Linked DNA regions of Homo sapiens: region 2 is linked to region 1. Evidence: read pairs that join two places in POLR2A ChIA-PET (ENCODE). Cell type or tissue: GM12878. All regions are shown on one strand.

The links. ChIA-PET counts read pairs that join two places held together with the same protein. Peaks named below come from ENCODE experiments on the same cell type or tissue, not always from the same donor. Only the 100,000 strongest peaks of a DNase experiment are listed, where the experiment ranks them.
Region 2: POLR2A ChIA-PET joins it to region 1 with 5 read pairs; 1 of 35 experiments calls an interaction of 5 or more read pairs at or near these places.

The regions. Positions count from the first base shown.
Region 1 is chr3:137,323,426-137,327,425 of GRCh38, forward strand. No RefSeq gene overlaps it. Among named protein-coding and RNA genes, the nearest start is that of IL20RB-AS1, 340 kb to the left of the region's middle. In GM12878, no CTCF peak of the experiment used is centred here; a DNase peak (open chromatin) is centred at 1,976; H3K4me3 peaks cover 356 bases; H3K27ac peaks cover 642 bases.
Region 2 is chr3:137,469,310-137,473,309 of GRCh38, forward strand. No RefSeq gene overlaps it. Among named protein-coding and RNA genes, the nearest start is that of SOX14, 290 kb to the right of the region's middle. RefSeq lists an enhancer at 1,676-1,735. In GM12878, no CTCF peak of the experiment used is centred here; a DNase peak (open chromatin) is centred at 2,002; H3K27ac peaks cover 1,713 bases.

The DNA of each region.
Region 1 (4,000 bases):
GTCTCATATTAATAATATTAGCATTATTACCAATAATATGCTTCTTAAAACCTATGTAAGTTTTTTCCAGAGTTTTTTTTTTCTGTTCTTAGGCTTTATCCCTGAAGGGATATACAGTCAAATTACTGTATTTTCATATTATTTGGAATAACTTTTCTTAGTCATTATGCCAAATACTTCGAATTTCTTTATTTCCTTAATTTTATCTTATAGTTAGGTAAAATATTTGCATGGTTTCAACGCTAAATTTGCAAAACAAGTTATATTCAAGGGAGTTCAGCTTCAATCCTTGTCCACCACCCAATTCTCTCCCCTCTTATATAGCTAACCATTAAGAAAGTTATGATTGGCTGGCTGTGGTGGCTCACGCCTGTAATCCCAGCACTTTGGGAGGCCGAGGTGGGTGGATTACCTGAGGTCGAGAGTTTGAGACCAGCCTGACCAACATGGAGAAACACTGTCTCTACTAAAAATGCAAAATTAGCCAGGCATGGTGGTGCATGCCTGTAATCCCAGCTACTTGGGAGCCTGAGGCAGGAGAATTGAATTCTTGAACCTGGGAGATGGAGGTTGCGGTGAGCCGAGATTGCACCATTGTACTCCAGCCTGGGTGACAAAGCAAGACTCCGTCTCAAAAAAAAAGTTATGATTTATCCTTCTTTGCATTTTAATATCAGCAAACATGTATATTTGTATCCCTTCACTTATATAAATGGTAGCCATAATAAATGGTGTAAATAGTAGCCATTATAAATACTTACTCCCATCTTTTTTCAATTAACAATATATCTTGAGAGGGTCTCCATAGTATATTAGTATATAGTATATTAAAACATTCCCCATTCCTTTTTATGGCTGCATAGTACTCCATTGCATGGATGTACCATAGCTTACTCAATAAATTTTCCACTGATGGGATTTGGGCTATTTCTAGTCTTTCCCCATTCCGCATAATGTTGCGACTAAAAGCTTTGTACATACATCTTTTAATTTATTTTGTTAGCATGGTTTTGAACATGTATCTTTTATTTTTGCCACTATATTTTTATTTATAAATATCACTTAAAAATTCTTTAGTGAGGATCTAGGAAGGATAAATTCTTTCATTTTCTTCTTTATTTGAAAATACATTTTTTTGTCTTTACTTTAAATGATAGTTTGGGCAAAAAGTTCCAAATTAATGATGATTTTTCTCCCAGCACATTGAAGACAGTATTTCATTAGCCTCTATTGTTGCTATTGAGTAGTTTGCTGTTAAAATATATCTATTCCTTTATAGGTAACCTCTTTTTTCTTTCTGATTGATTGCTTTAAGATATTTTTTTAGTTTCAGGTTTACTATAGTTTCATTAAGGTGTGCCTGGAATGGATATATTTTCATTTACCTTGTTTGGGATTTATTGTGATACCTTAATCTGAAGAGTCTCATCTTTAATCAATTCTGGAAAAGTTCTTAGCCATTTTCCCCCTATATTTCCTCTCCTCCACTCTACCTCCTTTACCCTCCCACCTTTTCCTCTCAGTGCTCTTATCAGGTGCATTTGTACTTTCTTATTCTGCTCTCCATGTTCCTTAATTTCTCTTTAATAAGTTTTAAAAATTTATTTTTAGTCTCTCTTTAGCAGGCTTAGCAATTTACTGCAATATGTATTCCTGTTTACATTTTGCAAAAAATGCATTCATGTTTTTGTTAAGCTTCTTTTATAGTGCAAAGTAATTGCGTGTGTAATAGATGTTCACTGGGACTTGTGTTTGCCCTCAGATGGTCATGAAAGGATAAAAATTGAGAATAAGGAGGCATCAAGTACACGACATTCTAAAGACAGCCCCTAGCAATTGGTTTATTAAAGAATAGTCTAACGGACTCTGCTACGTCCAGACATACCCAGGAGTTTCACTATGCAACCAGAATGTAAAGGGGAAGAAGGAAATGACAGGGGCCATGAGTCATCAGTGTAGTAGAAAGTCCTTCCCTGCCCCTTCAAAACCAGGGGATGGGGGAAGCACCAAGTATCATTGGCACCCCATTCCTCAGTTGGGTAGCAGATATGATGTGTCTCTGTGCCTAGCTGAGCAGCAGGTAAAGAGAACCTGAAGACCTGAGAATGATGGCAGAATGGAGAAGCATGGGGGCTTCAGGGAGGAGCTGGGAGCCCTCTCCACTATTTGGTGGGTCAAATTCACGTGGATCAAGTAGACACTGCGCAAAATATCCTTGACTGAATATTTTGCCAGTTGTCACCTACAAGGGCTGGCCACTGGGTGAGGAGATTGCAGCGGCAAGAGGCTGTGGAGTGAACCTGCCAGACAGAAGCTAAACTGAGTGTTGCCATCAGCTCTCCAACAGAGGGGAAGGAGCCCCAAAGGGTGTTCTGGAGAACTCACAAAGGTGTCCAATTATGCTTTACCTTTCTGTTCCTCTCCAGAATCCTTTGTTTCTTTTGCTTTGGTTTTGATGTTACAGCATTAGGGTAGACCTCTTTTCTTTGTTTTTTTCTTGTGGGTTAATATATTTATTGTTGTTGGTCTTTACTATTCTGTATTCGTTTTGTTTGCCCTATTAATCTCAATACTGACCTTTTAACCTCATGAGGCTGTATTTTGACATACAGCTCCCTTGTGTTTTACCTGACCCTTCATAGTTCAATGAGAGTCTATTCTGGTCCATCCAGCATTTGTGCCTGGTTGCCTTCTCTGTACCAAGTGCCCTGTCAACACCCTTTTTTTCTGTGCTCTGTGTTTGTGGCCTTTGCAGTTGTGGCCACTGTTTGTCCTCCTGCTCTTCATGACCAGCCCTCACATGTGCTTCATGCTCCAATGAAGGGGCGACTCATACAATCAGGTAAGGAGAGAGAGATTTTTCCACCGTGATTTATACTTTCTGAAAATTGAGCTATCATCAGTGACACTGTTGAACATGCAAAAGAAAGTGGCACCTCTAGTCACATGAAAGTTCAGTCCTTGGGAGCATCCAAAAGTGGTGACAGGACCATCAGGATATCAAAATGAAGTTCCAGCAACATTAGGGGTCTCTGGGCAACATACATGAATTTAAAAGAAAGAAACATTCTGTAGTCATGGGAAATCCTGCTAATTAGAACTGAGTTTTATAAAAGGTCATGGTGTGAAGCCAAAGAAATAACTTTGAACCTTGATATTATGCCCATATTTTTTGTGCTTCTTTCTATAGACAGAGCTTATTAGGCAGGGAGGATGATATGCTCTCCTCTCCTATGGTCTTACTGCATCCCAAAGTACAGATAAATGCCACCAACCATGATGTAGCACAACAAACAGGAGGATTAGACTTCGCAGTCAGAAAGGCTTGGGTTTGAATCTTAAAAACATTGCTGTTTACTTGTTGTATGGCCTTGGGCAAGCTACTCATTCTTTTTGAGCTTTAATTTCCTCATAATAATACTCATCTTACGGAGTTGTGGTAAGAATTAAAGGTGAATTACGTACAGAAACACTTGGCACCTTGCCTATAGTATTGTATTAACCCACAAGGCTGGCTTCTCTTTGGACCATGCTGACAAAACCCACATTGGAAGGAACTTTGATTTGTATTTATCTTCTCTTTGCTTTTTTGCTTGATTCCATTAACCAGAGAGGAAGTCATACCAGTTAAATTGCTGGAGAAAGGTGTGATGGCTGAATTTAATAAATATTGAAAATATAAATTTAAACAGAAGTTGCAAGAATTTTCTGGGTAAACAGTGAATCATGGGAGTGGATGGAACTTTCATATTTTAACTGGGTTTCCAGGTTATGTGCCCTCTTTTTATTGTCTTACCTTAGGCTGACCCCATTTGATGACAGCACTAAGAATTGATGATTTCTTTATCCCCAGAGCAGTTGAAAACAGAGGGGGAAGGAGTAAATCTCTAGATTAGAATTTTTAAGGTTGGGGACCATCAGCCAATGGTTGTCTTCCTGGGTGGAGGAATATGAAACTTTGAGTTCCCTTCCCCCTTGCTCATAAAACCCACCAGCTCAG
Region 2 (4,000 bases), 150 kb after region 1:
CCAGTATATTTCACAGCTCTACTTAGATTAGCCACATTTCAAGTGTTCAATAACCACATGTGGCTTGTGGCCACCAAATTGGAGAGAGTATGTCTAGAGCCTTGTGCTGGGAAAGGTTGTGAGGTTGTCCTATGGGCAGCCAGAAAGAGTTCTTTGCTTGATTAGTAATGTCTGCAATGAATAAGCTTGGGGACTGCACCTGTAAGTATGCTATGCTAACTTTGTCAGTCTGTTTAGGTCACAGCCAGAACTCAGGCTCCCAGTTTACTTTAATTTCAAATTTGAGTCTTTGTGTTGACATGACATCAGAAAGATCTCAGCTTTTGCTGAAAAAAAAAATAATAGCTTTAGGAATCTGGGGTATTGATGTAGGTTTTTCTCAGCAGATACAAATTTCTATCTTTGGAGGAAAGTTTCTGTGTACTAAAAGAATCCCTCCTAGGAACTGAAGTCCATGTTTCTTCCCTGTGGTTTGACTTAGCAGAATACTTCATTGCAAGAACAAATAGCAAACACCAATCTACCCTTCAGTTGTATATTTGGAAGTTCAGGTGGAAGAAAGGCAGACTTAGGATGTAAACTTATTCTTGCTGACAGCTCTTAAATTTGTCATTGTGGCATATTGTTCTAAACTAGAGAGTTTTAAAGGAATTAATCAGATCCTTTTTTTAAAAAGAGATACATTTTTAGTAATCAAAGCATCTTCCCAGTTTTCTAAACCTTTATCTGAATCTGCGACTATATAATCTTTCCCTTTTTCAGAAGTGTTGGGGTTAATTTGTGCCTGTTTTATTATAATAAAGGACAGCAGGAACTAATTTTTCAAAATATGAGTAGTTATTATCTTTCTTCTGGTTTATCTTTGAGGTCTCTTTGTCTTTGAGGAAAGTTATGGAATAATCTTTTACATTAAAAAACATTTATCTTCCCAACTCCAGTTTACTAGAAATAATGGAGAGTGTTTGTCTTCAAGTTCAAGAAGACCAACAGAATGAGACTGGAAGGGCAGCCAGGATAATTTAGTAGAATCAGCCTTTTTAGGATTTTATACTGTTTCTAGGAAGTTCAGTCTATACTGATTCTTATTTTATGGAATGGCTATTTTCTAGGGAAATGATCTTCAAATTTTTTGAGTAATGATATACATAGTTTATTCACTATAGAATATTTCTTGGATAGACATCCTAAAACCTAATGACTCTTGCTTCTTTTGTGGCCTTGAGGAAATTATCTGGTCATACTTGTCCCATTGTAATTCAACTGAGTTAGGATTTGAAAAGTATTAATAAAAATGTTAGTGAAGCACTTGAAACCTGTTGAAGAAAGATAAATAACAAGATGAGATAATTCTTGATTAATTATTTTTGATTACTCTCTTAATTTGGAATCTAAGGTTCTTGAACTGGACTCATCCCAGTTTTAGTATTTGGAGAGATCAAATACTTAAACGCACCTATGTGTTCACAGAAAGCTTTTTGGAGAATGATAAAGCCTAAAGAGCTCTATCATTAAATCAGATCCTATTAGACAAAGTATTAAGCAAAGGCTGATCAAATTGCTCATACGGTTCATATATGATCTCACCTTCCACCCTAAGTAGTAGAGCAAGGTTGGCTGACTCCATGGAGCAATGAATTAGGGGAAGAATGCTTTTGCCACATCTCAAAAGATCACCAACTGACACTGGAAAGGGCTCTCAACAGAAAGATCCCTGCTTTTGTTTACCTCACAGGTTGTGCGGTGGAAGAGAGAGGACTTACTTGGCCAAGCTCTGGAAATAGAAGCCCTATCTATGGATGCTGTGACATAAACCTAACTTTGGTTGGACTGGCATTAGTCCAGCTTCAGGAGATGAATTGTTATTGTTTAAGCCAATCGTCAGCTTTCAGGCGGGCATGTGAACGTGTTCTAGACAAAGAAACATAAAGAGAAACATAAAGAGAAAACTAGGGGATTTCAAGAAGGATTTCCCTCCCCTATAAAAAGTGAAAGCCCACAGTGAAAAATCCCCTGTCCCACACTTGCCTGCTTCCTGCTTGGCAGTTTATGTTAAACCAATCCTTCTCAAAGCGTGGTCCCCACTTTGAGAACCACTTGGGTACTTGCTAAAAATGCAAATTCTCAAAAGTTAACATAGCAGGCCTGAGACTAATTTCCTTAGAAGGCCCTACTTGAGAAGTTAGCACTGTTTGGTATCTAGATTTCACCCTCTAATCAGAGCGACCCACTGTGCCTAAAATGTACAAACAATGCCATTTATGCTGAACACCTACTTTCCTTCTGGGAGTCTGACATTTTGGTATATGCTAGGCAGAGGATGCCTATGTGACTAGCCCCTAGTGAAAATCTTGGTCACTGAGTCTCTAATGAGCTTCCCTAGTAGATAACATTTTACATGTGTTGTCACAGCTGATTGCTGGAGAAATTAAATGCATCCTGTGTGACGCCACTGGGAAAGAACTCTTGGAAGCTTATGCCTGGTTTTCTCTAGGCTTTGCTCCATGTGCCTTTTCCTTTTTTGCTTTACATCCTCTTCCTGTGATAAATCTTAGCCGCGATAACTGGAAAAAACTAAATCCTCAGTTAACCCTCACCCCCCACCAGACCTACTCAGTCATGAGCTCTGCAGGTGGAACCAACTACTGCGTTTTAACAAGTCTTCTAGGTTATTCTGATACACATTGAAGTTTCAGAGCCTCTGGTAAGGCAGTGATGCTTGCAGCTACTGCAAACTTCTTGGCCCTTGACCTCATGACCCCAGTAGTGATGACAGCACTAAGTGACTTAGAGCCTGAATCCTTATGCTTCTGAATTAACCAATTCAGGACTTATCTACCTTTAGATTTCTTGAATGAGAGAATAATATATTATTGGCTGGGTGCAGTGGCTCACGCCTGTAATCCCAACACTTTGGGAGGCTGAAGCGGGCAGATCACCTGAGGTCAGGAGTTGGAAACCAGCCTGGCCACCATGGTGAAACCCTGTCTCTACTAAAAATATACAAAAACAATTAGCCAAAGGTGATGGTGGGCACCTTTAATCCCAGCTACTCGGGAGGCTGAGGCAGGAGAATCACTTGAACCTGGAGGCAGAGGTTGCAGTGAGCTGAGATTGCACCATTGCACTCCAGCCTAGGTGACAAGAGCAAGACTCCCATCTCAAATAAATAAATAAATAAAGTAAAAATTAAAATTAAAATTAAAAAGAATGTATTGTCTAACAACTTATTAAATTAAAATAAAATTCGCAGCAAGTTCTTTGACACTGCTCCAATCAAGAGGAGACCCTTGTGCAGGCCTCTTGAATCTGGGCTTGCCTGTGTCTGCTTCAGCCCATAGAACAGGGTGGAAGTGATGCACTTTCAGTCCTAGGCCCAACTTTTAAAAGGACTGTCAGTTTTTGCTTCCTTCCTCCTGGAGCCCTGAGCCAACATGAAAGAAGCTCAACTGCCCCCAATGCCACTGCACTGCTAAGAAGCTTAAGCTAGCCACGTGGAAATGTGGTCAAAAATAGAGTCTTACATGGCCAGTCCCTAGTTCCAGCCCCTTGCCCTTTGAGACCTCCTAGGGGGAACTCAGGGGTTGGGCAAACTATGACCTACAGGCCAAAGCTGGTCAATTCCTTATTTTTGTATGTTTTTTGAGCTATGGGTGGTTTTTAGATGTTTAAATTGTTTGGACAAAATCAAATGAAAAATATTTTGTGACATGAAAATTTTATGAAATTCATGTTTCAGAGTCTATAAATAAAATGTTTTGAACACTCACTTGTTTGCATATTTTCTCTGGCTGCTTTCATACCAGAGCAGCACAGTTGAGTAGTTGTGATAGAAACCATGTGACCAGCAAGCTCAAAATATTTACTATCCAGTCCTTAAAAGAAAAAGTTTATTGACCCTTGTTATAATTGATTGACCTGCTTTACTCCACTTTCTCAAGAATAGAAAAAAGACCATATGCTTCCAGATTTTCCAGTTATTTATGTACATATTGTTGGGCTC